Linked DNA regions of Homo sapiens: regions 1 and 2 are each linked to region 3. The links are chromatin loops, found by intact Hi-C in ENCODE. Cell type or tissue: PC-9. All regions are shown on one strand. Each heading gives the region's core, and the rest is flanking DNA. Links, peaks and the distances in the headings are about the cores only.

Region 1 (10,898 bases), core at 1,921-9,920, 73 kb before region 3:
TTATAAAGCAAGGGTCTTAACTCCAAATGCCTCTGAAATCAAACTATGCCCTGGAGTGGTGAATTCCCCAGGGATGACCAAAGCATCTTCCACTCAGTTTCTCTTTACTGTCATTCAAGCTTCCTAAGTCTCTTGTACTCTTCTGTTTCCTCTCTTGAAAAGCAGTGAATGGATGCAGCTCCTGGCTGTCCTCCACCTTCTTCAGTTTTATTCATGGACAGTCTATGACTTTACTTTCATCGTTCCTTGGAGAAGTGCTAATCCTAAACGATTTAGTACAGTACTGGTTTAAAGCTCTGTGCTTATTCTGACACTGGGTTTTGACTGTCATTATATTTTTAATGAGCATTTTGACACCTCTAAGTATTGGGAGGATTTGATTAGGTGGAGAAATAAGAATGTGTTATCAAATGAGAGGGCTACAGTGTTCTCAAGAAAACAAAGTGCTTTTGATCTCAATCCTTTTGTCTTCCAGTGTGTTGCTAAAGCCCCCTAGTGGCCAGGTGACCCCAATCAGGTGCTGAGTGCCCCCTCTTGGGGAGAGGATCCTAAGGATCTTCCTATCTCCAGAGCTCTCTGAACTATGGTAGAGGACTATTTGTCCCCAATATAGCCTGATTCCCTGGTTTAAAAACTTCTCAGAGAGTCCTGGCCTTTACCTCTGCAAGCTCCCAAAGGAAGAGAGAGCCCAGCAGTTTCTCCAGCTGAGAAGAAGGGAGATCACTGAAGCCTTTAACTAAGTAGCAGGGGATATTTCCACTGTTTGTGAGGAATGGAGAACTCATTAATGTGCTGAAAGCTGTGAGCTGGGGCTCCCCAAAGTAGCTTCCTGGCTTTAGGTGTCTTATTCTGCCTGCACAACGTCAGAAGGAGGGAATGAAAGAGTCCAAATTTCCTCTAGACCTCCTCATGGAAAAGTTTAGGAAGCATAAAAATATAGTCTGGGGCTGGGAGCAGTGGCTCATGCCTTTAATTCCAGCACTTTGGGAGGATGAGGCAGGAGGATCGGTTGAGCTCAGGAGTTCAAGACCAACCTGGGCAACATGGTGAAACCCTGTCTTTACCAAAAATCCAAGAAATTAGCCAGGCGTGATGGTGCACACCTGTAGTCCCAGCTACTCAGGAGGCTGAGGTGGGAGGATCACCTAAGCCTGGGAATTTGAGGCTGCAGTGAGCCATGATACCTCTCTCTATATCTATATCTATATATCTATCTATATCTCTATCTATATATACAAGTATATCTATATTTGTATATACATGTATATATCTATATATATATATACACTATGTATACATGTATATATAGATATAGGTATAGATGGATATATAGATATAGATATATAGAGAGATATAGATATAGATATATAGATACAGATATATATAGAGAGAGTCTGTACACTTACATGACTTGGTGGCTTGCTATAAAATTAAATGACCCCTCAACTTAGGTTCTACAGTGTATACCCTTGAGGAATCACCTCTCTCCCCCAAGAACCCATTCCTCTAAGCCTATATAGCCCCCATTTATAAACCTATGACCAGGGACAATGTCTTGTCTGTATCCTCAGTGGTGAGCAGGGTGTCTGGTATATACTAGGGGCATACTTAGTCTTGGAATAATTAAAGGTAATGGAATCCATTTGATTTGAAGTCTGTGTTTTTGAAGAGATCCTCTAAATTGTAAAAGATGCACTTTACAAGTTTTTATTTTTATTTTTTTTTTTTATTTTAAGACAGAGTCTCACTCTGTTGTCCAGGCTGGAGTACAGTGGCATGATCTAGGCTCACTGCAACCTCTGCCTCCCAGGTTCAAGTGATTCTCATGCCTCAGCGCCCCCAGGTAGCTGGGATTACAGACATGTGCCACCATGCCCAGCTAATCTTTGTATTTTTAGTAGAGACAGGGTTTTGCTATGTTGGTCGGGCTGGTCTCAAACTCCTGGCCTCAAGTGATCCACCCACCTTGGCCCCCCAAAGTGCTGGGATTACAAGTATGAGCCACTGCGCTTGGCCACCCAGCTTTTTAATTAATTCTTTTTTTTCATGTGTGTGAGCTAGGTATAAGGCAGCATGCTGAGCATTATGGGTGATGCAGAGAAGTCCTAGAGAGAATTAATTCCTGTTGCCAAGGAAGGAACAATAATCCCATGGAAACTACATGCCCACCTTGATCCCATGCCCCCTATAACTCCTACCCTAATTCTTCACTCCTAGTCTGGTTTCCCCCACCTTGGACTCACCCTTTATTTCTCTTCTCTCTGCATTCTGTACCCTGGACTTCATGCAATCTGCCCTTGGTGAGATGACCACATTGTGAATTCAGCAGTCATGTTGTAGTCCTCTGAACCTTCATTTTGTCTCTGAGAGCGTTTGACACATGGAGCCATGTCCTCATTTTCCACTCTGCTCCTTTCTACTTCCTGGCTGCACCTTCTTGGTCTTTTGTTTTTTGGCCAACATTCCCTTCCCTTACCAAATCTAAGTGTTGGCTTTTATTTGGGCTCTATCTTGGGCTCCCTTTCCTCACGTTGCTTTTCTGGCAATGTTAATCATGGGATAAAAATCAGAAACACCTGGAAAGTTATATATATATATATATATATATTTTTTTTTTTTTTAAAGCTACACACATCCAGACCCCAGAAATTCTGATTTATTGGGCCTTTGGTGTTTGTATTTTGAGACAAATTTCATGAGTATTTCTTAGTACATCCCTTGTTAAGAACTATGACACATGCATGCTTTCTCTCTCTCTTTTCCTCCCTCTCTCTAGTGATCTTATCCTCTCCTAAGGTGTCCATACAGTGATGACTTCCAAATCAAAATTTCCATCCCGGAGCTTGCCTTTAATACAGATCACTATATACAATTGCATTTTTGGGTAGCTCAGAGGCTTCTCATAAAATTCAACGTATCCTAAATGAAAATCATGACTTATTTCACCAAATCTGCTCTTCCTCCTGTCTTTTCCATTCCAGTAAATGACATTGTCATTTGTACATCCAGAAAAATAGGCATTCTCCTTAGTTCCTTCTCCTTCATTTCCCGTACCCAACGAAGCACCAAGTCTTGCCAAACCTGCATTCTATATGCAATTGCTGATTAGGAACCACATTTTTACAACAACAACAACAAAAAAGCAATTTCGGATGACTCAACCTAATACTTATCAACTCTGTTTACTTTTCCCTATTCCAATGATGACATGTTGGTCCAAACACTCATTCTTGGGATGGCTGAAATGCCTTTTGTACTGGGCCCTCTGCATCTGCCGTTGGCCCCCTTCTTCCACTATTTAACTGTCTTCAGCATGATTTCTTAAAACATGCGGCCCTAATTACATCATCCTTTCATTTATAACCATTCAGTGGGCTCTCAATGCACTTGGCATAGTCTAAAATTCTTAAATGGCTTGGAAGCCCCTGTATCATCTGGTCCCTTTTTTCCTCTGCTGCTTTATTCTAAGCAGTATTTTTTTCTTCCACTTTCTTCTATGGCCAAATCTCACTGGGCTTCTTTAGGGTCCTTCTGGTTTCAGAGACTTTGTACAGGCAATTTCCTTGGCCTGGTACACCCTTGATCAAATTTTTGTTTGGGATACTTCTTGCAAATCCCTTTTATCTCAGCCTAAGCATCACTTTTTCTGGGACACTTTGCCTGATGCTCCCCTATTGTGGTTGAGGGCCCCTATTATGTAGCCTGAAACTGTAGTCCTAATTTCTCTTGTTATTCATTATGTAAATAATTCATTATTATTCTGCAATTGTTTATGCAATAACTGTTTCTCTGTGAGACTACACCTCCATGAAAGCAGGGACTACATTCCTGCTTATTTTCCCCTGTGCTTCCAACTTTTAGCACGGTGCCTTAAATTTGGTAAGCTTTCAATGTACATGTATTGAATGCATAAATAAGATGGGAGTTAAAAAACAAATATCAGAAAGTATTTTGAAACATCACAAGTGGAAGCTTGAACAAAGCACAGTGGATATTGAAAGAAAGAGAGAGAGAGAAATTATCCTGTTTTTTTGTTTTTACAGACAGCTCCTCTGTCACCCAGGCTGGAATGCAATGGCATGATCATAGTTCACTACAGCCTCAAACTCTTGGACTCAAGCGATTCTTCCACCTCCACTTCCCAAGTGGCTAGGTCTACACGTGTATGCCACCATGCCAGGCTAATTTATTAATTTAATTTAATTTAATAATAATTTTTGAGACAGAGTCTCACTCTTTCACTCAAGCTGGAGAGCAGTGACACTATCATGGCTCACTGCAGCTTTGACCTCCTGGACTCAGGTGATCCTCCTACCTCAGCGTCCCTAGTAGCTGGAACTATAGGTGCATACCACCATGCCTGGCTAATTTTTATATTTTTGTAGAGACAAGGTTTTGCCCTGTTGCCCAGGCTGGTCTTGAACTCCTGGGCTCAAGTCATCCTCCCACCTCAGTCTCCCAAAATGATGAGATTACAGTTGTGAGTTGCTATGCTGCCTAATTTGTGTGTGTGTGTGTGTGTGTGTGGTGTCAGGGTCTCTAGGCTGGTCTCAAACTTTTGGCCTCAAGCAGTCCTGCTGCCTTGGCCTCCCAAAGTGCTGGAGTTACAGGCATGAGCCACTGAGCTGGGCCCTGGTTTTTTAATTGACAATTTTACACAGAAAGTGATATTTGTGTTGGCAGTTCACAGATGGTGCAGTTTTCCATGGATGGGAAGTGGCATTCTAGGCAGTGGGAAAAACAGGAGCAAAGGCATAAAGGTAGAATAAATAGAGTAAGCTTGAGGAATAACCAATGATCCAATCGGCTTGAGGGTAAGGCATTTACTGGGGAGGTCATATATGTTCTTGAGAAATAGAAGAAGGAAGAGCAGAGCAGGGAGAACCTATGGAGTTTAAACTTGAAATTTCCAGCCATGATCCAAGCAGTGTTCTGAGAAAACTGATCTGGCCTTGGTGTGCAATGAAAGCTTTGGCACCAAAAAACTAGCTAGGAAGATTGCAGTAACCTTTGGGAATGATAATGAGAGCCAGAGCTTGGGTTGTTGCAATGGGAATGCAAGAAAAAATGGACTTGAGGGTAAGATTACAGAAGTAGCACTGCTGAAAGTTTGATGACCGATTCCAGGACAGCAACAGAAAGAGACCAGACCACGACGACTATTAGGTCCAAACACTAAAAGAAACACAACGCCTTGGCAAACAACGTCAGAATAGCCACCATTAGAATCTAAGGGAGAATTAACGATTGCATCAAGTGTCCATTCTGCAACAGCTGCAAGAGTTCATTCATTAGGCAAATACATGCACCCAGATTCCCTGCTTTCTGTCCAGTGTGCATTCTGCTGGCACCTACCTATGAGTAAGTAGTTGAGGTGATTTGTAAGCTAAGCTGAATTTTAGACTGGTGATTTTTTAAATGTAGTTTTTTTTGTTGTTGTTTTTTTGCATTTTTTTTTTATTCTTTTCTTTTCCCAGGCAATTCTTATGGTTCAATCCACTTCACAGGTATGCCTCAGGCTTCCAAATGACTATTTCACATTTGCTATGTAAACTAGTGACTCAATATGTTGCTTTAGAACCAGATACGTGTGGTTTTGCTTCACTTGAGGAATTCAGTAGAGAACATACTTCGTGTCAGCAGAAACCCTCGTAAATCTACATAGAGAAGGACATGAGTAAAACTTCCTTTTATAATCACGTGGCTGCATGGAATTTGTTTCCTTTTCTTTGTGGAGAAGCACTGGAGTTTTCTCTAAGACCTCAGAAAAAAGCTTATTTGTGCTTGTGAACTGATTTTGAGAAGGGACACCATTGTCATATTTATCTTGAATTTGCTCTTCAAGATTAGAAAATAATTGAAAAAGAAAGTAAAATTCTAGGGGTTGTTATTGCATTTTGTATATGAGATGTATGCATTTTCCCTCTAGACAGGTACTCTGGGGAAGCTGGCCAGGGAAAACAAATAAGACGACATGGCCTTACACAGTTTCTCCTGCACAATGGCTGAGCTTCTGTATCTGGCCCTAGGTATGTAAGCTATGTGTCCTGAGATAGGAAGCCTTCCAGAGCACAAAAATGTGGACAGAAGAGTTAGGGAAGATATATAGATAGATATGTATGTATGTATGTATCTAGATACATATCTATATATATATGTGTGTGTGTGTGTATATATATAATGGTGAAAGAACATTTATACCATTACAATTTCATCTTGGATAGAGATTAAGGTTTGAAAAAATTTCTACAAATAGCATCTCCTGGCTATGTAGGTTTTGGCTCAGAGAAATTGGGGTTGGTGAGATTAAGTGAAAGGAGATAAATATTAAGGGAAAGTTTTCAGATGGAAGGGTTTCTGCTGAAGCCACCTGCCCAGTTTGCCATAATGGACTCAGTGGCCTGGCAGAACCTTTATTTGAATACTTTGGTTGGATTGATGACCTTTTGTGGCTTTTGTGGTATGGAAAAAACACATAATTTATATTTTTCTGAGTGGAGTGCCATAGGTTTCTCTACAGAGTCCTTGGCATCCTATTGTCTCATGGTCATTATAAGTTAACCTGGGGAGATTGTTGGACATACATGATATTTGAAACAAATTTAGAACTTTTAATGTTCACTTTATGTATGCTACATTATAAAATTTTCCTAAGAAGATAATATATTATTGGTCTATATTTATACTTCAAATACAAAGCATTTAATAGTGTCACAAGGGTACGTAGTTAGTATTTTCATAGTCTTTAAAAACATGTTTTATTTCTGGCCTGAATAACACTATTCCTTGTGTGTGCATGTGTGTGTGCTTGTGCACACCCTTACGTCTGAAATTTGTTGTATTTTGGGTGACTTTAGAAGACTTTTGAGACCACTCGTCATGCCTAGTGATCAATGCATGGGGACTGCATATCCCAGAGTACACAGATCTTGGAATTGAGGTTGCCACCTTTGGGTTAAGAGTAGCCTGGTGTTCCATTCCCCATGGCCAAGTATTTTAATATGTTTTACGGTGAGTACAACTAGAAAACATTGCCTATTTAATTTATAGCTGACACTTTCTTGGAAAGGAAAGCTACAAGTGAACATGTGAGATCAGAATTAGACTTCAGAGTCATTTTGATAGGAGCTGCAGAATTAGCAGAGCAAAACTTTGTTCTATGGCAAATGCATCCCCAGGTTGTCAGAGCATTCCCTCTGTTTCCTGCTTTAACTCAAACCTGGCTGCTCCCCAGGCTTCCTTCTGCTGGGGGCCTTCCCAATGCAGGCTGCTTGCCCAGGTTTCTGTTCACTTCCCACTTGTCCTTACACAGTCGTGAAAAGCCCCGTTCCTCTGAGGTCATCTCTATCCGTCGCTGTTTTCTACTGACCTCCGTCTTCTGATCACTCTTCTCTCACTTTCTACTGACCACTGATGGCTTTGGCATGCTCCTTTTTCATTCTTCAACAAATATTTGTTCTTCTCCTTTTTCCCTATCATGATTAAAAAGATGGGCTGGGCGTGGTGGCTCACGCCTGTAACCCCAGCTACTCGGGAGGCTGAAGTACAAGAATCACTGAAACCAGGGAGGCAGAGGTTGCAGTGAGCCGAGATTGTGCCACTGCACTCAAACCTGGGCAACAGAGTGAGACCCTGTCTCAAAAAAACAAAAAGTAAAGATATTCCTCCTTGTACATAAGGTCAATCCCTACTCCTGGGCTCTGGATTCTATCCCCTCTGGCTTCCTTTTAGCCCACTGATTTTATCTACTCAACACCTCTTAGATTCTTTTTTCCGGCTCCACCTTCACTGCCTCCTTCTTAATTCAAGCCAACATAACCCTTCACAATCGCTCTGCTCCCCTAGTTTATCTTCCTGCACATGGTATTACCTTTTTCCAGACCATCTTTCCTCATGACGTTAGAATGAGTTTTCCCAAATGTAAATCTGAGCATTTCTTTCCCTCCCATCCCGGGCCCTCCTTAGTTGTTCGAATAAGGTCCAGACTCCCCAGCACGGCATTCAGGGCTCTTCATCATCTGGCCTTTGCTTAGCTCTGGACAGAGGTAACAAATCACCTCTTAGCAATTTAAATAGTGATACGGATTAATAAAGTCTCTTCTGATAAAAAGTATTTTTTCAAAAGACAATTTCTAGCATATGCACAGCCTAGCTTCAAAGCATCAGGAGAGAACTTTGGAGCTGATGCCATTTTATAGGCTAAAACTGTTTCTAACATTTACAGAATCTCTAAAACCATGCACCATAGGCATAGATGCCTATGGATGCACGTTTGGACAATTTCTTTTGTATGGAAGATGTGATTCATAGGAGAGATTGGTAATTTAGAAACCATGACTTCTAATTATGGGAAGTTTCCTGTGCAAGGCATGTGTTCAATCTTCGCCTGTTTCCTAAGTGGTAAGATGGTGACAAATCTATGATACCACCCCCGAGAGTGTTTGTGAAACATAGCTAATAAAAATATTAGGCTATGTTATAGGATATTAAGATGCCTTGCAAATAATATTTCCTGTTAATAATGTATGATGACTTATGAGTCCTTTGGAGCTGTTTTTAATCCCTGAGGTTAGCCCTTATGTAATTTAAGAAAGAATAATCAGATACATGGTGGTCATATTTCCTGCTTCTCAGTTTATGTAATTCAATATAAAATGCCAAAATAAAGGCATGAAATTGAAAAGAAAATCAGCTAATATTTAGTATTTATGAATATCATTTTGCCTTCACAACTCTTTCCAAACCTCAAATAATTAATTTATACACATCTCAGAAGAAGGTGATGATTATCTGTTTTATAGGTGGGAAGAAACTGAAGTTAGTTGTTAAATGCCTTGCCCAGGGCCATAGAGGAGGGGGATGTTTTATGCCTGGCCTGGAACCTAGGCATTTCTGATGTCTAATTCAGCCGCATCACACTCTCTTTGAATAGTATTTAATATCTCTGCTCCCCTCAGCAGTAACCTTGATGGTTGATTGAATGGATTTTTGTCATTTGATTTTTAACACCTAGAAAGTTGAAGCTAATGTGTTTTGTGATTCATGTGGACTTCACGGGTCCCCTTCAAAAAGCTCAGTTTATGGAAGCTTATTTTTTAGGGACAAGTTTTAGGGAGAACAAAAGGGGACAGGGGAAAATGTAAAAACATGACATATCAGAAATTCTGTTGCTTCTATGTTTGAGTGAGTGATAAGTGATGGCCTGTGTGGCTCCCAGTATGAGATTTAAGCATTTAATTCTAAATGTTGAGAGTGCGCTTGCCCTACCTAGTACACCAGGATGAATTGTAAGCTTCTAGGGAGCAGAGATGATGGTGTAATTCCTTTGTACCTGCAAATTGAGAATGACAGGTTAGACAGGTTGTTCACAATGCTCTTTGAAAAGGGAATGTCAGAGGTCTTAGATTGCTTGCATTCCTCGATTTACATAACAGATATATTCCTCTAAAGTTTATGTAAATGCAGTCATATTTTTAAAGCACCAAGAAATTTTGCCTTTTAAAAGATCCTCGTTTGAATCCATTTGAAAGTGAACTAAATTATTGTGATATAGACAGTTACTTCTCAATTAATCTATTGTGCAGATTTAGCTTTTCAAATAGTGAATTTTTAAAAACAGAGCCTTTCTGTGAACTTGTCACAAAATGCAGCAGTGCTAGTGATACACAGTAGAAGGTAGCAGGGCCTGGGAAGCAAATGATCTTAGAGACAGTCATCTCTGGGTTGCAATATAAATTCTGTGAATTAATACTCTGTGACCATGAGTGAGTTTTCTCTGGTTAGTTGTACAAAACATTGCAATACCTTTATACTGAGAATTTTAATTTGACCGAGTCATAAACAGACTCAAGGCAATTCTAAGGCGGTTAATATAGATTTTTCTCAGTCTTCTAATATTTGCATGGTATTTCATTGCATAGATTTACCATAGCTTATTTATTTATTTTTCTGTTAATGGACACATTGCTTTTTTTTTCTAATATTCTATTTAAAAAGTTCTGCAAAGAATATTTTTATAATACATGTTTATGTATTCCTATTATATGTGTAGGTGAGATTTCTAAAAGTGACATTGCTAGATATGTGTTCTTTTAATTTCATAGATCCTGAAATTATACTCTCAATTGGCTGTACTACTTTGTATTCCCATGTATAGTTTAATAGAGTGCTCACATCCTGACACCATTGCTGAGTATTGCCAAACCTTATTTATCTAATCTGTTGGATGGCAAAAGTATCTCTCTGTTGTTTTTATTTGTATTTATTTAATTGCGGATGAGCTTAGTAAACAGATTTTACGTGAGTGTTAGATCAAATAATTTTGTTTTTGGCTGATTAGAGAGAAATAAAAATCAGGCATGCAACTTAATCCAACTCTGGGGCTAAGAACTTCCTTAATATTTCTGCTTGTTTGTTATAATGGGTATAGAAACTTGCAGGAGGGTAGCTAGATCTATTTAATCCCAACATTTTGGGGGGAAAAAAAGCAAGTGCAAGAAATTTCTATATTGTCTTCAACTTCATTAAGACTTCTGATTATTAGAACACGCGTTTTCTTTTTTTTTTTTTTTGTTCTGGGAACTGGAATTGATGGGAAAGCTTTTAAACAAAATTTAGGAAAAAATTTAATTTCAAGGAATGCGAGACTAAGATTTTAGGAGAATGATTATTATTTGATGGAAAATAATTTTTTACCCCTGAGCTCTGACTTTCAGCTGGAGAATCATTAGTTGCCATGATATTTTGATTATTATAGGTGGTAGTAGTTATGAGTTTAATCACTCTAATTCTTGGTTTGAACAGCCCACAGAAATTTGGCCTGTAGCCTTTTGAAGAAAATGACCCTTTAAATGTGTTACTGTTGAAAAAAAGAATAACCTCTGTGCAAATATTAAGTC
Region 2 (10,898 bases), core at 1,257-9,256, 96 kb before region 3:
AGCGTTGCAAGAAAGGGGAGCGCGAGGGAGCTAAAGAGATGAAAGCCCGGGGTTGTACCTTGAGGGCTAACCACTCCCTTCCCCTATCCAACTTGTCTGGGAGAGCCCCCAGTGTCTCCGTGGCGCGTTCCCACTCTCTTGTCAAAACTCACAGAGGTCTCTCCGGAATCGTCTCTCACCCCTTCCCTGGGGATGAGCGGGCACGATCAGGCACTTTTGGCTGAATATTTCAAACTCATCGGCCACAATAAAATAAGCCCTCAAGCCACCCGGTTAGCTCCCAGACCACCTTCTCGGCTTCTGGACCCTGTCGCCCTCTGTCTTCGCCCAGCCCCTGCCTCTCACTTTCCCTCCCTCTGGCTCTGAACCAACTGGAAGTTGTGAAAGTTGGGCTCTGAGGGTGGAGGAAAAGGGAGAGAAGCTGAAGGTCTAAAGTGGAGAGCAATGCCATTTTAATTCTCCCTCCCCCACCCCTTTTCACCCCCTCAATGTTAACTGTTTATCCTTCAAGAAGCCACGCTGAGATCATGGCCCAGATAGCAGTTAGGACAAAAAAAGATTAACAGGATGGAGGCTATCTGATTTGGGGTTATTTGACTGTAAACAAGTTAGACCAAGTAATTACAGGGCAATTCTTACTTTCAGGCCGTGCATGGCTGCAGCTGGTGGGTGGGCGGGTGGTGTGAGGGAGAAGACACAAACTTGATCTTTCTGACCTGCTTTCCATCTTGCCCCTCCATTTCTAGCCCTAAATGCATATGCAGACACATCTCTATTTCTCCCTATTTATTGGTGTTTATTTATTCTTTAACCTTCCACTCCCCTCCCCCTCCCCAGAGACACCATGATTCCTGGTAACCGAATGCTGATGGTCGTTTTATTATGCCAAGTCCTGCTAGGAGGCGCGAGCCATGCTAGTTTGATACCTGAGACGGGGAAGAAAAAAGTCGCCGAGATTCAGGGCCACGCGGGAGGACGCCGCTCAGGGCAGAGCCATGAGCTCCTGCGGGACTTCGAGGCGACACTTCTGCAGATGTTTGGGCTGCGCCGCCGCCCGCAGCCTAGCAAGAGTGCCGTCATTCCGGACTACATGCGGGATCTTTACCGGCTTCAGTCTGGGGAGGAGGAGGAAGAGCAGATCCACAGCACTGGTCTTGAGTATCCTGAGCGCCCGGCCAGCCGGGCCAACACCGTGAGGAGCTTCCACCACGAAGGTCAGTCTCTTCCCCCAGTCTGCGTGGGGGAGGGCTGGTGGGACTGGCTAGAGGGGCAGTGAAAGCCCTGGGGAAGAAGAGTTCGGGTTACATCAAAGCCCCAGTCCAGGAGGCTGAGGAACAGAGCTGCTTACCTCCAAGAATTTGCAGAGCTGCCGCCGAACTTATTTTTTGGAGACAGAGGGGGAGGTGTTCAGGGGAAGGGGAATGACAGCACTCAGACGTGGGCTAGCCCCAGCGGTGTGTTTTTGCTATATCAAAGCCTTTTCTGCTAGGTTTTCTGCCCGTTTTTTTCAAAGCACCTACTGAATTTAATATTACAGCTGTGTGTTTGTCGGGTTTATTCAATAGGGGCCTTGTAATCCGATCTGAATGTTTCCTAGCGGATGTTTCTTTTCCAAAGTAAATCTGAGTTATTAATCCACCAGCATCATTACTGTGTTGGAATTTATTTTCCCCTCTGTAACATGATCAACAAGGCATGCTCTGTGTTTCCAAGATCGCTGGGGAAATGTTTAGTAACATACTCAATAGTGGAAGAGGGAGAGGGTGGTTGTCTGCATGTTTCCTCCTGCCTGTGCTCTGTTGGCCCCTCTTTTTCTTTACAACCACTTGTAAAGAAAACTGTGGACACAAAGCCAAGGTGGGGGGTTTAAAAGAGGAGTCTGATTGTGGTGCCATAGAGGAGTTGACACATAGAAATTATTAGACATATCAAGGAGGCTGGATATAGTTTCTGTCTTTGGTGCTTGAGAAATGCTAGCTACATTTTGCTGGTTTGTTAGCTGCCCCACTTATCTGCTCCTTCAAATTAAGGGGTATGCTTATTTTCCCCCAGTAGGTTTCCCCTGCATAAGCAGAATTCACCATTCATTGCCCAACCCTGAGCTATCTCTTGACTCTTCCATCTTTGAAAAAAGTTCATATGCTTTTTCTTTTCCCCTTCCTTCCTAACTGTGCCTAGAACATCTGGAGAACATCCCAGGGACCAGTGAAAACTCTGCTTTTCGTTTCCTCTTTAACCTCAGCAGCATCCCTGAGAACGAGGTGATCTCCTCTGCAGAGCTTCGGCTCTTCCGGGAGCAGGTGGACCAGGGCCCTGATTGGGAAAGGGGCTTCCACCGTATAAACATTTATGAGGTTATGAAGCCCCCAGCAGAAGTGGTGCCTGGGCACCTCATCACACGACTACTGGACACGAGACTGGTCCACCACAATGTGACACGGTGGGAAACTTTTGATGTGAGCCCTGCGGTCCTTCGCTGGACCCGGGAGAAGCAGCCAAACTATGGGCTAGCCATTGAGGTGACTCACCTCCATCAGACTCGGACCCACCAGGGCCAGCATGTCAGGATTAGCCGATCGTTACCTCAAGGGAGTGGGAATTGGGCCCAGCTCCGGCCCCTCCTGGTCACCTTTGGCCATGATGGCCGGGGCCATGCCTTGACCCGACGCCGGAGGGCCAAGCGTAGCCCTAAGCATCACTCACAGCGGGCCAGGAAGAAGAATAAGAACTGCCGGCGCCACTCGCTCTATGTGGACTTCAGCGATGTGGGCTGGAATGACTGGATTGTGGCCCCACCAGGCTACCAGGCCTTCTACTGCCATGGGGACTGCCCCTTTCCACTGGCTGACCACCTCAACTCAACCAACCATGCCATTGTGCAGACCCTGGTCAATTCTGTCAATTCCAGTATCCCCAAAGCCTGTTGTGTGCCCACTGAACTGAGTGCCATCTCCATGCTGTACCTGGATGAGTATGATAAGGTGGTACTGAAAAATTATCAGGAGATGGTAGTAGAGGGATGTGGGTGCCGCTGAGATCAGGCAGTCCTTGAGGATAGACAGATATACACACCACACACACACACCACATACACCACACACACACGTTCCCATCCACTCACCCACACACTACACAGACTGCTTCCTTATAGCTGGACTTTTATTTAAAAAAAAAAAAAAAAAAGGAAAAAATCCCTAAACATTCACCTTGACCTTATTTATGACTTTACGTGCAAATGTTTTGACCATATTGATCATATATTTTGACAAAATATATTTATAACTACGTATTAAAAGAAAAAAATAAAATGAGTCATTATTTTAAAGGTAAATCATGATTTTTTTTTTCTCCTTAATCCTTTCTCTTTTCCTTCGGGCTCATCTCTTTTGAATGAGGCTTTTTTCTGTTCAGGTGAGTTGGAGGCTGGATGGAAGTCAAAAGGTGGTACCTGGAGGTGGTTAAGTTGTAGGGACAGGAAGTAAACTGTTGGCAGAGAGAGATGGTAATTGCCAGCATGAATTGTTTTCTATTTCTATTTAATGTTAACAAGGATGCAGTATCCTCTCCCATCTGGATGACACATGCCTTGGAGAAACACTGGGATGAAAGGAGTGTAGGTCAGATTAAAGACTTCATTTCAGGCCCCTTGTACATCTTCTGTTTCACTCACCTGTTGAGGTGTATCACAGCTGAGCGTGATGAGGTCTCAACCCTAGAAAAATGATACCCACCTCTGCTTTCATGATACCTCAGGGTATCTCCAGTTATTACAGGTACCAATGTGATATTTCCAAATCAAAACTAATTTGTACACTAACATCATAATGTGTGTGTGAAGGCATGTTTTTAAACTTATTTTTTTTTTCTCCAGGTAGGACTCTTTTGTTTTTTCTTTTGTCTTTTTTTTTTTTTGAAACAAGTTCTCTCTTTGTTGCCCCAGGCTGGTCTTGAACTCCTGGGCTCAAGCAATCTTCTCATTTCGGCCTCTTTGGGATTACAGGCATGCACTGCTATTTTGTCTTTTTTTTTTTTTTTTGTAACAAATAATGTACCCTACCTTCAAAAAGTTTGATGACTACTGTTTTAATATGCCACTTGATAGAATTTCCCATTGTTTCTTGACTTTTTCCCTTGTCCTCTTTTCCCAATGTGAAGGCCTTCATCAAGTTTAGGATCCCAACAGATTGGGCTGGGTGGGGGTTGACAATGGGGTCAGATACTAAAGGGTCAGAATTTCTAAGCAGGCACTGTGAAGGTGTCCCACTATTATACAGAAATCTCGAGTCAAATGTCAACTCTCCTTTTCGCTCTGTACTGCCTCCCTCACACCCTCTTCCCTGGACTTGGGCAGAAAGAGGTAGATCTGATGTTCTGTGCTAGGGTTTCTTAAAGGGAAAAGCTCAATTTTTGGACAAAGTTAATAAAAAGGAGGATGCTAATGTACCCTCAGTTAAGGGCTCCCAGCAGGCAGATAAATGCCTTTCTGGAATGACGGGTGTAGGGATTAAGAGGAGCAGAGGAGAGGCCTTTGCTTTTTCTTACTTGCCACCAACAACTAAATTAAGCCTTGAATCTTGGTCTGTGCTGGCTCATTTCATATGTGTGCTGAGAAAATTCACACATATGAAGTGAGCCAGCACAGACCAAGATCCCTTTGGATCCCTTTGGAGCAGAAACATTTAGTGTCTTTGTATGTTCTCTGTGGGGAAGGCTGATAGCGCATTTCTCCATCATGAAGGTGTAGATATGAGCGGTAGTATTGCTGTTGCTGGTGGTGTGTGCACCCAAAGAATGTGTGTGGTGCACACTCCTGGCGTTTGCATTTTTCTAGGTGGGGTGTGCACCCTTGCATTCTTGTACACACTTTCTTACATACGCTCCTGGGAGTGGAGTGGGTGAAGCAGGATTCATTTTTGTTTTTAATTACTGAAGTCCTACACTCCTCCAAAAGGAGCAGCTTAGTGGAAACCAATAAAAATTGAAGCGGGGTGGTTGCCAAAACCCCAGCTCCCCGGAGAGCGCAGGTGGAGAGAAGACATCAGAGCCCCAGGCAAAGGCAGCAAGACTACACAGTTCCTCCAAAACTCCCCGCAAAAAGGGATCCTTCCCCCACCCCTCCAACCCCCCAGGTCGCTGCCCCTTTGATTAATGGTATGGAGCTCAAATAAATCATTTAGGGAAGCCCCTTATAGATTGCCCTCAGGCAGCCTCATTTTGTTTTGCCCAATTTCTAGCAACTTTCTGAAACGTCGATGTCATTGAAAAGGAACCAGTAGATCTCCAGTACTTGAACAAATTATCCTAGGGCCAGTACTGAGCCCTGTGGCTGTCCAGTTCTAGCAACCAGCCCCTTCCTCCATCCTCCCCGCTCCTACTGGCTTATTTTCAGGAATGGATAATGTTGTTTATTTGTTCAGCCAAATATTTGGTCTGGGGAATTTACCGTGAAATTCTGTGAATTGCATATACCTAGTTAACAAAATAGTCCTAATGCCACAAATGTTAGCATGGAAAACAAAGAGCTATGGCCAGCGTTAACTCTTTAAATTCTGTTTGAAAGCTTAGTCCTGAGACCCGGGGAGATTAAAAAAAAAATAAAAAAAATTGGATGTGTGTGATTTAGGTTTCGGCATTTACTATTTTTGCCTAATATTCAGTTCAGTACCTGACGGAAGTCGTAGGGTGATTCTCGGCGTTGCTTTTGGATCAAGCCTACCATTTCACCCCATTCATGTTTTTTTTTTTTTTTTTTCTCCAGAGTAATGTTCCTATTACTGAAAGAAAGATGGGGAGGGAAGCTCGCCCTTGAGGAGTTCGGCAAAGTCGTAACCACATCAGAGGAGCTGCTTGGTCGATCCCTACCCAACCCTTAAACTGGAACCGGCTTCCTAGGAGCTTAAAAAAAAAAAAAAAAGGTTGGGGGGGTGTGGAGTGGGACGCATCAAACATTCCCCTGCTTTCGTTGCATAATTCGCCCAGAACCTGCCAGGTGACCTGCTGACTTTGTTTTCTGTCTTGACCGTGCTTCGTTCCACACCCCCCTCGCCGCCGGGCAGCGCCACACTGAGAGGGCTCGGCGCGTCCGCGGCGCGGGCAGACCCCAGTAGTCACCCGGCCTTGGACTGGCGTCAAGATCCAGCCCCGCCGACCCCGCCTCCCGCCCGCTCTGGAGCTCCCAGGCCCGGCGGCGGCGGGGGCACCAGGGGGCGTCCTCCCTGCGGGGGACCAGGGGGACCGTGCACCTGGCGACGGCCCGCGGGAGCCGCGCGGCAGGCGGCCACCCCTCCCCATCCCCGCCGACCGCGGACTGCGGGTCCCCCAGCCCGGGCCCGAGAGCCGGCCCGCTCATCCGCCCTCGGGGACCCAGGCCTCAGGTGAAGCTCTGCAGACACAGACGGATCTGATTAGCGCTCGCTGGTCCTTGGGGCGGTCGCTCTGCAGATTTCATGCGAAATGGGGTCAAAAGGCCGCGCAGAAGCGTGGAGTCTGCAGGGGAAGGCTCCCCGGGGTGGAGGGGCTTAAGAGGGGTCGAGACCTTTAGGGGTTTTCTGTAGGGGGCAGAGAGCGGGAATTAGGGAGCGAGGCTCTCCTGCCTCCGAGCTCACAGTGGGCCTGCATATGGGGGTGACTCAATGGGAGCGGGGACGTGGGCGAGTGGGAAACAGGCCCGCTGGGTGAGGGTCGGACCTGCAGACTGGCCCTGAAGGCTGAGCCGCTGTCTTGGGCCCCTTGGGGACACGGAGAGCCCTGGGTCCCAGCTGAACTGCAGCCAGGGCCCCGCTCCCCAACAGTCGGGGGACGGAGGTGAACGGGAGAGGCCACGGGTGTGCAAGAGTGGAGCTGGACGATTGCTTTCAGAAATGAGATGCCAAGCCATGATACATAATGACAGCACCTCAGCTGACCTCCGCAGGGCCTCTGGACCGGGGACTCACCGTGCCCGCCCCCACTCCCTCTCCAAAGGTGAGCCAGGAGCATAAAGCTTATCCCAGGCCCAGGTCTCCGAACTATTTGTCATCAAAGATACTTTTGCTTCAACACAAAACCAATTTTACAAACTATTCACATACTCTCTTTTGAAAAGGAAAAGAATAATGCAAATGCAACGTTGGTGACCTTACATTACCTGGGAATCAGAAGGTTATTAGTATTCCCTAGGGGAATTTAGGATAACTGGTGGACTGCCAAATTAGAATTGATGCAAAGTTATTCAGGCTTACCTTGTGATACAAACTAGCACAATTCTGAAAACTATAACTGGAAATTAAATTCAGAGTGGTTAGAAATGTGGTCTAGGTGGGATTGCAAGGATCTCATTTCCCTATGCATTTAGCACCTAATGGCAGAATAAATAAACAGAACTGCAATGCTCACCAGTGGAGAAAAGTGGCTGATTTTAGGAAAAATGTCAAATTGCTCTAATGTTAAAAAAAAAACACACAGAAATTATTTTGAAAAAGGAGTCAAAAGTTCAAGGTGTGCAACTTTGAGTCAATTCTAGAAAAAAATCTAAAATTTTTTTTCAGCTTGGAAGCCATTTGAAATTACCATTCATAAGTCACTTTATTTAAAGCATTAACTGCAGCAAGTTCCAGTTGTTTCTGCTTTCGCTCGCTCTTCAAAATATTCTTTATAAACTAAGTGAAAATATAAAAGTTATAGTATGCTGTTCAGAACAAACAATTCAGAAAATACTGTCGGATTCCAAAATGTTTACCTCAAAAATGTGAAATTTGAGGAAAAGAAGACAAGATGGAAGAATAATTTGCTGCGTTGTGTTACTAATGAGAATTTCTGAAGTCCAGCTTTCAGTCAGTTTTGCCACATTTTCTAAAGAAAAGATCTCATTGATCTTTTAACTTTTTATAGCTTGATTTCTAGCAAAAATATTTTTAAATGACTACAAAGTTCCCTACCCCAAATCCTGGAACCTGGTAGCCTGGTGCAAGTAGATTCTAGTTTTGCAAAATTTCATTACTGTTACTTTAGCAATATGTTTTTTCCAGTTTTATTAACTGAAGCCCTCATCAGCAGATAATTCTCTAAACAGTCTAAAGCACACTGATTGAGATTTTAATTGGCTAGACTCAATAGTTTAGTCCTGTAATTATTTCTCTCTCCCTAAGGTACCAGCAAGTGATTCCATCCTGCATATAGTTGTCCATGATTGGGTTAAGAAAATGTACAACTGTGTTCAACTCAAGCTTCATGCTGATTTAATCTTTTAATCCTTGTCATTTGGTTTTCAAAGCAGTTTGTTTCTGAGGTAGGACCTAGGCAAAGAGGCCAAAGATATGGACCTTACAAGAGAGAAAGAGATGAGGGGTGGTATGGTTAAGGCTACACCCAATGTTCCCTGAATTCATTTATAATTCAAATGTAGAAAAATGTCTATCTTTTGAGAACTGACTTATACACCTTCTTTGATTGGTCAGTAAAAGCTACATAACCCAAAGTGTTAACTTAGCTCCAGAAAGCTCAGACCCAAGCATTTAATGTCCAATTGCAATGTTTCCTTCCAGCTGGATATACACAACTTTTTCCTTCTATTGTTTCTAAAATGTAGTAAAATGACATTCAGATTCCTTTTTGAGAAAGCGAGTTTACTTACAATCCCATCCTCCTAAAACAACTACTTAGGTTTTTGTTTTCTTCTAGTCTTTGTTCATATGTTTATGTTTTCCTATAGCGTTTGTGTTCTGTTTTTCTTAATTTCGGATTAATATTATAACCTTAACATATGTTAAATCCTAAATGTATGGTTTATACATATGTCAGTGTGGATCACCTCCACTCCTTTGTGAGAAAGTTGGCTGGGTATAAAACTTAAATGTTTAACCTCAAGCAATTTTAAGCTGCCTGGACATAGTATCAGGGCTGTGGGCATCATGTCCAAATCTTATTAAGATTCTTACTGACTTCTTAAGGCTCAGCTTAAGCATTGTGGTCCCAGTACTAAACAGAATGCTCCTTTGTGTGATTTAAGTATTCTGAAAAGTGGGTTACCTGACATCCCAGGCTCAGACATTTTTGTTGACTGAGCACATTGGAAGACTTGCATCCACACGATTTGATCAACTTGGGAATATATTCCTTCCCTGGAGAAAGTCAGTTGCAACCTGGGGAAGGAAGGACATGCTTAAAAGGTCTCTGTCTCATGCACTCAGAAGCCACTGAGTTGAGCAATTTCCTATTTGACTCAATGTGCGTCTCTCATTTTCATGCTTTGATTTTTTGCACTGGTTTTCTTGGTAATGAAGGGTAGTGGGAAAGGGAGGCAGAATTATCTAAATACAGTAATTACCAAATTGAAACCTATTCAAACAGCTAGGTTACTAGGTTCAGACTGACCTTGACACTTTCAACCTTCAGATTCCAGTTGGTTGGGGTCAGCCACAAATGTCGAGTTGCTGAGTGATTTCCACATGCTTCTTTTGTGTACCTTAACAAGGGCAGACAAAAGATGTTTTTCCAGTGGGACTCACTCTTTATGAGGCCTGACCCTCGAAGGAGCAAATTAATCTCAGGCGATTTTGAGGTTTTAGGGCACTAAGAGAATTTTTAGAGCATGGAGAAGTAATTTGTTCAATGGTGCCTTAGAAGAGTTAATTTACCTCCAAAAGGTGAGTTCCTTTTACTATCCTGAGTCTTTTACTTCCTCTGAGATCAGACTTGTTATTTGCATAGCAAAGCATTCCATTTAGCTCGAGGGAGGGGGTGGGGGATTGTTAACAAGGAAAGTCACTTTTCCCACGTCTTTCAAAACTCAGCAATGTGGTAAGTGGGTTTGATCAACCTTTCCCCTCCCCTAAACCCCAAAACGTCAGACTATTTTGCTCATTATCTATCTTGAAATTGACCAGGTTTTCCGGATAGAAGAGTTGTAGGATTTAGTATATAGCTGCTGAGAGGACAGTTTTGCTAACATTGTTTGTTTTGGCAAGTTAGTGTAGACTTGCAGGTGAAGACTCCAGAAAAGCAAACAGCAGACTCCACCAACATCCCTCTTCCCCTTTACAGGCATCACTTTTTATTTTTAATAAATCAGGGAGGTGCTTTTTAATAGATTCGTGACACTTTGCATGGGAATTATACACATTTACCTTGGTATTATGTTTCCCACTTGGCTGTCCTGCTTATTCCACCCAAACTCATCTATGCACTTAAATCACAGTCTCTGAGGGCCTACACTGTGTGTAGGTTATTGTTTATTTGCTTGTCACTTAGCAATTCTCAAGAACTAGCTCATAATTTATTTTAACCAAATATGCTCCACCTTAGAGACCCAACACTGTAAATAAAGGGGACTTTTCAGCATTCTAGAAGATTGAACAATCCGGGGTCCTAATTAGCATGGAATCAACTGGTAGTTACTTTTAAGTGTCTATTCTTTCCAAATTGGGAGATTAGTCACAGGGATCTGAGGGAAGAAACTGGACGTTTAATAAGCCCTATTGATAAGAAGGGGCAATTGTAAAAATACAAAAGTTTAGCTGCTGGAAGATAACCTTACATTTTGAGCATTTGTGGGAGAATATAATTCTAGCTATATCTCCCTAAGATCACTAATGTTATATAACAAGTCATAGTGACCCGAAGAAAAGTAAATTTAGGAAAATGTTGGCGGATGGGAACAGCAAGCAAAACAAAATGGTCTGTGGTCTATTCTGCATTATTCAGCCCATTGACAAAGTTTCTAGGCTTCTCTAGGAGAAGCAGGGCTCTGTGTTCGGTATGTGATGGGGTAGGGGAGAATCAGGAGGGGTCTTCTGTTTTCCCTAGAATAGTTTACAGTGAAAATGTATTTAGGTTGTATATCTATAATTAAATATAGAATTTTGACAGAATTTATCTCCCCTAACAGAATTTTAAATAGCGAAGTTTTTACTAACATAAAC
Region 3 (10,898 bases), core at 1,056-9,055:
AATAGAAGAACCTCAAAAAGAACAATGCCATGTAGAAAATGAATGTGAATGTATTGCCTGAGGAGAGCCGCATCGGAAAAGAAAAAATGGAGCTATTCATTGGGATACAAGACTTTAAAACAGAGTTAACAATTATGAAAGTTGGCCAGATTTTATGGACTATCTCTGTGTAATTGCCCATAATTTACCCGTCATATATTTTTTCATAGGCTGAATTTTCTTTTTAGTTTTTTTCTTTTCTTTTAGTTTTTCTTCACTATTTTAAATTTTCAGCATTATTTTTATAAATTGTTATGTATTTCATCTTCACATAATTTCCAATACTGAAGGTATAAATTGTGTAGAGACTTTTAGAGACTTCTAATTCATTTTACGCATTTTTTTTTTGTAAATTTGACTCCTCAGAAGTGCATTATTACAAAGTTGACTTCATGTGTAAGCATAGTGTACGTATGTAAAAGTGTTGAAACTTCCCCAATAAATGAAGAGAGGTCCTTTTTGTACATCTACATTTGTGAAAGATAAAATTTCTTGAGATCTCAACTCTTTGGGCAAGTGCATATGTTGTGGTGACCCATGGTGGTTTTTGATTGATCTCATCAAAAGACTTAGATTGTTACCCTGGTATTTTAGATGACCACAGTTATAAAGCTGGGTACACACAGTTCCAAACATATTGATATGCATTTATACATTTCCCTTTTTGACCTCTCTCCTTCCCTTCCCTTCCCCTTCCTTCCTTCCTTCCTCCCTCCCTCCCTCCCTTCCTTCCTTCCTTCCTTCCTTCCTTCTTCTTTCTTTCCTTTTCTTCCTTTCGACATGGTCCCACTCTGTCCCCTAGGCTGGAGCACAGTGGTGTGATTACAGCACATTGCAGCCTTGAACTCCTGATATTCAAGTGGCGATCCTCCCACCTCAGCCCCTGGAGTAACTGAGACTACAGGTACACACAACCATGCCTGGCTAATTTTTGTATTTTTGGTAGAGACAAGGTCTCACTGTATTGCCCAGGCTGGTCTCGAACTCATGGACTCAAGTGATCCACCTGCCTTGGCCTCCCAAAGTGCTGGGATTACAGGCATGAGTCACTGCACCTGGCCCTATTGCTTTGTAAATACAGTTTGCCAGCTCATAACTGTTGTACTCATGCAACTGTTGTTGGTATACCTGAATGTTCATGCCTGCAAAAATATGTGTGTCATTATTGCTTATTTTATTGTGTAAAGTAGCCTACAAAGTGTTCTGTCATGTTTTTATATGTTTTCCAAATAAACCCCTTTTAAAAATGTAAATAAATACTTTTAAATAATTTTAAAATTATTTTTTCCAGAATCAAATTTTTGATAACTTGATTTTTTGGGATTTCAAGATTTGGGATTGTGTCTTTGGGATTATGATGAGCTACTAATTTGAATCCTAATCTCTGACTCCACATGCTTTTGATGAGTCACTCTTGTTATAGCTCCTGTTGTTGGACTAAGCATGCTAGAAAGTCAAAGTCCACAGCTCCTCCAATATTCTCTAGTTTGTTAATGGCCCTATTGTCTTCCTAAGCCAGAAACCTGGGAGTCACTTTAACCTCTTTTATTTCTCTCTGCCCACTTCCCCTCATTCATCAGTCTTTAAGTCTTGATTTTAATTCCTAGTATTTCTTGAATCTGCCTGTAGTCATCATTTTTTATCTGGACAACTGCAATCATTTCCTAATGGTGTCTCTATCTCTCTTCCAATGGGATCTTTACAGTGCTGCCAGGGTGATGGTTCTAACAACAAAGATATTCATGCCACATCTCTGCTTAAAAGCCCTCAGTGACTTTCAGACCCCTTATAATCTGGACCCTCCACCCACTCCTTTATCTCACTCTGTTCTCCAAGAGCCTTGAACTATTTGCAATTGGTTGATGGTGCTGTTGCTTCTATGTCTCTGCCCATCCTTTTCTCTAGGACCAGAATGACCTTCTTATAATTTTCCACCCAGTAAACTGGCTCTAATATCTTCTTCTCTAAGAAGCTGTCCCTGCCCCTTCCAGACAGAGACAGGGCCTTCTATCTCCAATTGCCCCTCATTGGTGACTCTGGGATAAGAGTCACTGCTTTGTACCTGCCTGGTTCTACCACACTGTGAATGTTTCAAGGCAGGGAAACAAATCAGACAGACACAGCGTATTTAGAAAGAACAGTCCATTAAAAAAAAAAAAGGAAAAAAAAGCAACAGTAAAAAGCACCTAGTATTTCCCTGATTCCCATGAGGAGTCACGCTCAGGGTCCTCAGAAGAGAAGCTTTCCATATAGGGATCTGTGAAGACTTGGACAACTATTTTGCTCAGCTCATGTGCCAAATGTTTGCCCTGCCGGCACAGCCCCTCTCTTTCTCTGCTGGAATGTATTAATCCAGGGTTTCCACTCACCTCATCAACTAGGCTGTTCTCTAAGTTTGCAGCAGGGAAAGTTTTGCCAGATCTGGTGTCCCTCCCTACTCACTGGGCATAGTTCCTTTGTCCTTGCACATGAAGAGACATTACAGGAACATGATCGGTTTATTCCCTCCCTGAAGGATATGCCTGTCCCTACATTTCTTTATATTTCAGTTAAAAAAAAAACAACAAAACCTGAAAGTGTCTCAGTCATAGGTTTTCTTCTGGGTAACTTGTGGAATGGGGCTCTTGCCACTGTAAAAGTGATGTACCTCCTCATTTGGGGCTTAGTCTTTTTTGAGCCATTGCTCTCTCTTATGATGGCAAATTCTAGCATGTATGCAGTCTTGCCACAACTCCTTATCACCAATGGAAGACATCACAAACTGATCATAGCATTCTTTGTCACTAAGCCAGACACAGCCTCAGAATGTTGCTCATTTCAGAATTTCAGGGAGCTGGTACCAAACATTTGGAGCTGATCTCTAAGAAGAAAATTACTTACTATCTTCAATTCCCAGGATTAATTTGACCTGCATTCTTACATTGACGCTGTAGTCTACCTAGTACTTCTTGAACAAAATGGAACTGTTTTTCCCCAGGGACCACAACGTGACCTTTATTTATTTTCATCTCACTCCCATGAAACTGTTAGTTTCTTGTAGATGAAAATTTAAGAATCTGCAGTGATCCTCCTAGGTATAATGTTAAAAGCACCCAAATCCAGACTTACTTGTAGGTTTCAAGAGCAGGGGCCACTATCATCTATACATGAGTAGAGTACCTACTAAAATATTCAACGCACCATCTATTTGCCTTAAACTACTGATAAATCTAATGAGACAAACAAATGGTATAAGAATTAGGAAAAGGAATTTGAAAAGCTATAGAAGATAATTGGCTTTCTTTTAAAAGTAGATGATAAAAATTGCTGAAAGAAATGAAAAGCTAGATTTCAGTTAAAATCTAACAAGATTATTCATCAGAATAAATATTATACAGTTGTCTCTTGAACAACACAGGAGTTAAATGTACCAACCCCTGTGCACTGGAAAATCCATGTCTGACTTTTGACTCCTCCAAAACTTAACTATGAATAGCCTACTGTTGACTGGAAGCCTTACCAATAACATAAACAGTCAATTAACACATATTTTTGTCTTATATGTATTATATCCTGTATTCTTACAATAAGGTAAGTTAGAGAAAAGAAAATGTTATTAAGAAAATCATAAGGAAAAGAAAATATATTTCCTATTTATTAAGTGGAAGTGAATCATCATAAAGGTCTCTATGCTTGTAGTCTTCATGTTGAGTAGGCTAAGGAGAAGGAGAAAGAGGAGGGGTTTTGTCTTGGTATCTCAGGGGTGGCAGAGGCAGAAGAAAATAAGTGTATAAGTGGACCCACACAGTTCAAACCCGTGCTGTTCAAAGGTCAACTGTACTTGATCTTATTTCATGTTTTGTTTTTGCCTCAAACTAATCTTAAATGAGAAGAAAACCCCTATGTATGTCCTTTGAGGTCAGATTGCATATATTCAGCCTATTAATGAAAATTAGCTTTACGCTAAAAGCACATTAGAAGCCTACACAGAGAAAATCAGCATCTACTGGGCAATATTGAATAGTAGTGAAGAGGCTGAGCTGGGAGTCAGGGAGATTTGAGTTTCTGTCTGGTCTCTGCCTATTGCTAGCTGTGTGATGCTAGGCAGATTGTTTAACATCTCTGAGCCTCACTCTCTGCATGTGTAAAATGGGGATAGCTACAATACCTGCATGAATATAAAATGAGACAATGTGGTAAGGCACTTCAGGAGCCTGGCAATCAATCAATGCATCTAGTGAGTTGATACATTTTATTATTTAAATTGTAGTCAGAAAGTTTGCCCTTGGATAAGGTAATCTCTCACTTCTTTTACATGTTTTCTACCAAGAGACCCTTACATCAACTGGATAGCAGAATTGAACTAGAGGGGAGATTAGCTCTGAACAACTTATCCAAGTCTGATGGACCTTAAAACCAGTATTGACTACATTTGCTGTAGCTGGCCTAGGTCTGCCCTACTTCCTATTGTCCAGCCCAAAAGGGGCTGGAGAACTCTAGAAAAATCACTCCCGTAGCAAACAAACAAACAACAAAAACAAAAACAAACACAATCAACATGACCCAGCCTTTAGCAACTGCTCCAGGAGCAGCTGTAAATAGATCCAGAGAACTTATCTGTTGCCCCTCACAGTGCCTGAACCAACATATACTCAGATAGAATAAGAAAAAATGGTGATCAACTGGTTGTCAAACCCGAGTACCTCTTACAGACAAGTAGAGTTCTGAGTTCTACAGTCTTCACTGCAGTGCCAGGGGAAATCAGCATTGCCATTCTTATTTTACAGGCAGAAAACCCCCGGCACCAAGGGATTAAACAATTTGTATTGGAATGAGATTTTACTAACTCCATAGAAAATGGACCTAAAATTTAAACATGGGTAAACCACATCCTTTATTTAAACAATATTTTACAGTCTACGATGAAAGAGTACTTAGAGATGGAATTTGCAGATTGGCTGTTCATGAGTTCACAGAAAAATTATGCAACTTTCCATTCATTCAGCAAACACGTATTCAGTTCACAGTGCTAGGCACTGTGACAGGCCCCAGAGATAAAAGCTCATCTAATAATATTACCTGCTCTCATGGAAAGCATAAGAGGACACACATGAAAGAAATAAAATGACATGGATACTGTGACAGTAACAAAAATCTGTATATGTTACAGTAAGAGCCCGAAGAGAAGACAAGTCCTGAAAGATCACTCTGTATTCGTTCTGCCCTGTGTCTGCTTGGCAACAGAGAGAATGCTAGCAAACACTGAAAGAGTTGCAATCCTTGCCAATTGCAAGCCCACAAACAGGTGAACATAATATAAGAAAGTGCTAGAAATCGTGACTGCATGTGAACATAGAATGCTATCTTTTGTGTCTAGTATCTGAAATGAGATTGTAATTATTTTCCAAATCTTCAAAAAATGGGCTTTGGAGTTTCCCACAATTTGACTTTTAAATCATAATTCTCTGCTAATGGTTATTTTGGCAAAGTAGAGCCTTATCACGGGGAGAGCCTAAAATCAACCCAGAGGTTAGACAGTTGGGAGAAGGATGGAGTTCCAGGACTTGTCAAAATTAAACACAGCTTTCAGCCCACTTATGCACTCTCTTCGTGAAACATTCTCTTGCATTGACTTTGGCAACGCCTATTTTCCTGGTTTCCTTCTAACTTACCAACATTCCTTCACAGTCTCTTTTGCTGACTCATTATCCTCTATCTTTAATAAGAGGTTTTTCAGGGCCCTTTTATTTTCTCACTATACTCTTTTCCTTGGCCATTGCCTCTTCAACCATGACTTCTATTACAATAGGAATGTCAATCACTTTCACCTGTCTTCAATTTAGATCTTTCCTCTAACACCCGGATATGTAATTCAACTCTTAACTTGATATCTCACTTGGAAGAGTTACAAGCCTCTCTGAAAAAAATCCATACAGGATGGAATGCATGGCATTTTCTCTGAAACTTCCTCCCTGTCCAGTGTTATCTACCTTGGAACGATTGTCTCATTTAGAGGGACTCTCTAACCTGAGTACACATTTGAAACATCTGAGGGCTTTGAAACATACCTGCTCCTGGACCACCTGCTGAACCAATTAAATCAGAATTTCTGTTGTGAAGATCTCCACGTGAGTTTAAGGTACGGCTAGGTTAAGAATTGCTGAATATGTCGCTCAACTTGGAAATCCGTTTGTCTTGATCTCTCCCTTTTCATTATCCTTTCATAGTCAACCACCTGTTGATATTTCATCTACTAAATAGCTCTTGACTCTGTTTTTATCATCAAAGCCATCACCAAGGTACCATCTTCGCTGGTCTGAAATAATCTTCTAACTGTTCTCATTGCCTCTAATCTTAGTTTATATCCATGCCATTGTCCACAATGCAGCCAGGGCGATTTAAATAAATCTGATCAATCACTTCCTTGCTTAAACATTGCACCGGCTTTCTGCTTGATTTTAAAATAAGCCACAGATACTTATGGCCTATACATATGTGAATATAGGGGTAGAGTTTTTGTTTGTTTGTTTTGGTCTGATCAGCAAATTTCCTCATCTCTACTCCTCTGGAACATATTTTCCTGACCCCCAACCTACCGGGTGGGCATATGATCAGGTCTCTTAGGGGTGCGGATGGTGATCCAAGCCTTCCGGGTTATCAAGGGCCCTCCTGCCTTACAATTTTGGGGACTAGAGTAGAAACAGCTTTGCCTCTGGTTTCATAGTGAAAGAGTACGAATTTGAAGCGCTTGGCAACCATCTTTCTCCCCCAACCTCACACGGTCAAACTCAGCACTCCTGACAACTGGGGGAAATCTTCTATGATGAATTAGTTATTTGAGGAATATTTTGTTTATTTTCCAGCTTTCCTGCTCAACTGTTAGTTCCATGAAGGCAACAGCCATGCCTGCTTCGTTCACTGAAATATCTTCGTTTCCTAACACACAGAAAGTCATCATTTTTTGACGGATGAAAGAATGGATGAATGCCTAGTCTTGGAGACATCTACTTGCAATAAAGGTTAGATGAAGGAAATGGATGCCAGTGGGAGATTTGTGGATCTATTTCACCAGATTTCACTCTGCTGACTCAGCAAAATGGTCCCCGAAGAAAGTATGTATGATATATGAATGCCTAGCCACCTGTCTTGGAACAAACAGGGATTTCTTTAGCTTTCTCCCACCAGGAGATGCTCCCCTGGCATTTTTCAATACTCCTCTTCCCTAAAAGGTAAAATTTACGTCCCGATAGTCACAGTGGGCTGCTTTATTGTACAATCTGACATCAGAATGGAAGGAGAGAGTATGCTTTTTAAGTTCCTTAAAATGCAGTTCTATTGAAAATAGCTGTTGAGACAAATAAAATAAGCTGCTAAGGAACAATAAGAGACATGATGGAGTTATAGAAATGTGTTATTGTGTTCCACCCAGAAAATATTATGCAATACAGGGATAAATTTATTCCTGAAGAATTTAAAAAATATTTATATAATCTTCTATGATTTTTGCTTCATAATGCAGTTAATTCACTAGGGCTTTTGCTGTTTGGATGTGGCCATTTGGTTTTGGTGGAAAATAGTTTGACATAGTCTAAAAAGCAAACTCTAAAAATGTATCTATTTTAATTATGAATACATTGTGACTCAGATTTATCCCATCTTTGAACTTCACCCCATCTCCAACTATGCTCCCCAGGGTAGGGATTAGGGCTGAGATGAAATAAGGGATGGGCCAATGACAAGGCGCGGGGAGGGAGGGTATGGAAATGAGGGCTCAAAAGGCTGGCAAACTACGTGGAAAGAGGAATCACATTTTTACCACACTTGCACATCTCAGACGGAGCCACCCATCATTCTAAGTCAGGAGGCTGCTTGTTTTCAGCGAATTCACTTGTATCACATGTACCTCAGTGTCTCAGATTTCTGTCTGAAATGATCATTGTTACTGTCATTTTCTTTTAGTTAATACATAGATGTGTTCATTTAATGGAGATACCCATTCTGTTTTTTTCATTTGAAAAATCTGTAGGATGAACACCCCTGTTTTAAGTTGACAGCTTGATTCTATGAGCCTCTTTGAGTGGTTACAGGTTATCCACTGGGCAAGGTGGAGGTGGTAGTAGGAGGAGGATATTTGCAGCACAATAGGATCTCATATTCTCCAGATTTCATAGAAAACAGTTCAATTTCTAACAGTTTCCTCAGTAGCCCTTTATATTTAAGCATCTAATTTATTGTTAAACTCCTTCAAAATGGAGTTTTTGGGGAAACAGGTGATCAGCCTTATAGTCTAACCCAATCAACTCTAATATACTTTAAAAGCTTGTGCTGTTTTTCTGATTTTAAAATTAGAATATATTCATACAGAATAACATACTTTCTATATTCAAATAATCCAGAAGTGAGATTTTAAAACAGGAACATTCTCCATGATCAAGTTTGTGGTTAGGGATGGAATAAAAGTCAGGAACCAAAGCAAATTGATTGTGAATTGCTGACGCAGAAGCTTCAGGGCCTCTCACTTGCATAGGCTCTTTTAGGAGTCCTAGGAGGGCTCCAGTCATATGTCCATATAGTCCCTTACTTCTGTAAAATGTGTAAAAATAAAATATTTTAACTTCAGCTAATGAAGGCTGTTCTTTCCACTCTCGCCTGCTCTGGAGTGGCACTGGGTTGCCACAGGCATTTTGGAGAGTGGGGTACAGGACAGCTCAGTGGAGGATCCATTTAGGTTCAGGTCAGAGCATCTACTGTTTGCAGTCAGATCCAGGTAGAGCTATTTAGCCAGCTGTTTCGGTGTAGAAATTACTCCCAGGTCCACTCCTACCATCCGTTGCTCCGACTTGCCAACATTATGAAACAAAGGTGTGGAGCTGGAGCTTGCCTGTGGGCACGTGCTCGAGCAATGGCTCCAAGCACTGGAAGTCTGTGGGTGATGGAGAAGAAATACGGTTTGAAATATACAAAGCCAGAAGCTAGTGTGTGTAAGATTTTTCCAATCATCAGGCATGTACAATTTTAACAGAATCATTCAGTGCTCATCAAAACAAGTTCTCTGCTTCCAGGAAGATGCTTAAAAATGTATTTGATAGGCCGGTCACGGTGGCTCATACCTGTAATCCCAGCACTTTGGGAGGCCGAGGCAGGTGGACTGCCTTAGGTCAGGAGTTTGAGACCAGCCTGGCCAACACGATGAAACCCTGTCTCTACTAAAAATACAAAAAATTAGCCGGGTGTGGTGGTGCATGCCTGTAATCCCACTTACTAGGGAGGCTGAGGCAGGAGAATCACTTGAACCTGGGAGGCAGAGGTTGCAGTGAGCAAAGATTATGCCACTGCACTCCAGCCTGGGCAACAAGGTGAGAATCCATCTCAAAAAAAAAAATAAGTATTCAATATATTTAGAGATATTTTGGAAATCTCTCAAGAGCAAATTTATCAGAATTATTATGTTTATAGGACACACATATGTAGCAGTACTACAAACGATCTTTGTGAAGTTACATATTTTATTCATCCCAACATGTCAATTACATGAATGTATTAGAAAAATATTTACATGTCTGACTTAAAATGCTGACAGCAACAATAACATAAAACTTATAAGAAGTACATTGACTAGTTACTCAGTTTTGTTCATTCAAAGAGTATTTAAGGGTTTTCCCTGCATAAAGAAAACTTGAGATGTGCTGAAATCTTACAGTTCATATATGAAAAACCTGATAGAAGTTTCCTCAAATTTGACAACATCCTAAGAATTTATTAATATATGCATTGCCCATAAAAATTATAATGCTAAGAGCAACTTTTCTAAACTATTAGTAATCAAAAATAGATTTTGATCAATGATCCTAGAAGAAAGAGAATTTTGTTTCTCTTTTAAGGATTGATCTTACAAACACAATGACATATGAAGGGATTATCAGGGAAGATAATCAAGAAATATAGTCAAGAAATGTAGAAAAAATTCTTCCGAGGTATGCTAGGCAGTTCATTAAAAAACTGTTCTTTTGTTGATGTTTGTGCTTTTGCAACTTTAAAAAAAATTTGTTGTTTTTTCTCATTTTAAATAAATACTTGCTTTCATACCTAATTTATCCTTTTTTAAAAAAAATCAGATACAAAACTTAGGTCCTACAAGACCTGAATCCAACACTAGTAAGGGATATCATTTTCATGTTTTTGAAAACATGGAGATTTTACATGTTTACAAGGTGGTTTAACATCAAATGGCTGCATTAAAGTGTTAGATCAAAACGCCCTGCTTTGAACCAGACCCATCCCAGGGGTGAGGCTTGGGCATTGCAGGATCAAACCTCATGCTCACAAAGTAAGCCTTTGACTTTATCTCCAAGTGAGCTTGTAACTACAGTTACCGGGAAAGTAGGAGTGATTCATCACGCACCTTTCTGTGTGTGTCCTATTATCACACGACATGCCCAGGATGCCCTTGAGTTGATATTAAAAATAATTATCTTATGGCTAGTACATTATAGTGCACTGGATTTTTTTTCTTGTTAAAGGCATTGCTTTGTTAAATGTAAACATTAAAAAGAGGCCAGTTTCTGTAACCTGGCCTTGACCTTGGGAAGGTTCTGCCATGCCTCTGGCACTGACCCTTGGGCTGAGAAAGTTGTGCTGGTCTAGATTCTGTTTCTTTTCTTGGGTGCCTGGCACACAGTAGGGTCTCAAATATTAGGTTTTTGCTTCCCTCCTCCCTTTACTTTTTTTCTTGGGGCAGTTTTTTTTTTTTTTCTGTCAAGTATGAGGAAACTTTACAAAGCAAAATCATACTAACACATTCCAATTGTATTACCAAATGACTGTCTTTATTAAGCTGTCTAGAACATCAGTGTCCAGGTTATGGCCTGTGCAATACAGTA

Evidence for each region. A loop is a pair of places that touch in the nucleus more often than their neighbours do. Peaks named below come from ENCODE experiments on the same cell type or tissue, not always from the same donor. Only the 100,000 strongest peaks of a DNase experiment are listed, where the experiment ranks them.
Region 1: a loop joins it to region 3, with 5 times the contacts of the local background. A loop is called at or near these places in 4 of 110 quality-filtered maps.
Region 2: a loop joins it to region 3, with 5 times the contacts of the local background. A loop is called at or near these places in 5 of 110 quality-filtered maps.

Annotation. Positions count from the first base shown.
Region 1 is chr14:53,919,678-53,930,575 of GRCh38, reverse strand. No RefSeq gene overlaps it. Among named protein-coding and RNA genes, the nearest start is that of MIR5580, 23 kb to the left of the region's middle. In PC-9, for the core only: no CTCF peak of the experiment used is centred there; DNase peaks (open chromatin) are centred at 5,065, 5,585 and 9,355; H3K27ac peaks cover 2,035 bases.
Region 2 is chr14:53,942,169-53,953,066 of GRCh38, reverse strand. It overlaps BMP4 (bone morphogenetic protein 4), which reads left to right. Exons shown (of 4, transcript NM_001202.6): 3 at 838-1,214; 4 at 2,179-3,331. The coding sequence starts at 845. The coding sequence ends at 3,035. It overlaps MIR5580 (microRNA 5580), which reads left to right and starts at 4,583; the gene lies at 4,583-4,640. RefSeq lists a silencer at 6,168-6,217 and enhancers at 6,188-6,718, 6,719-7,251, 7,592-9,036, 8,715-9,341, 9,342-9,969. In PC-9, for the core only: no CTCF peak of the experiment used is centred there; no DNase peak of the experiment used is centred there.
Region 3 is chr14:53,845,954-53,856,851 of GRCh38, reverse strand. It overlaps LINC02331 (long intergenic non-protein coding RNA 2331), which reads left to right and starts at 6,026. Exons shown (of 6, transcript NR_184221.1): 1 at 6,026-6,157; 2 at 6,882-7,037. RefSeq lists an enhancer at 5,568-6,767. In PC-9, for the core only: no CTCF peak of the experiment used is centred there; a DNase peak (open chromatin) is centred at 5,881; H3K4me3 peaks cover 1,680 bases; H3K27ac peaks cover 2,749 bases.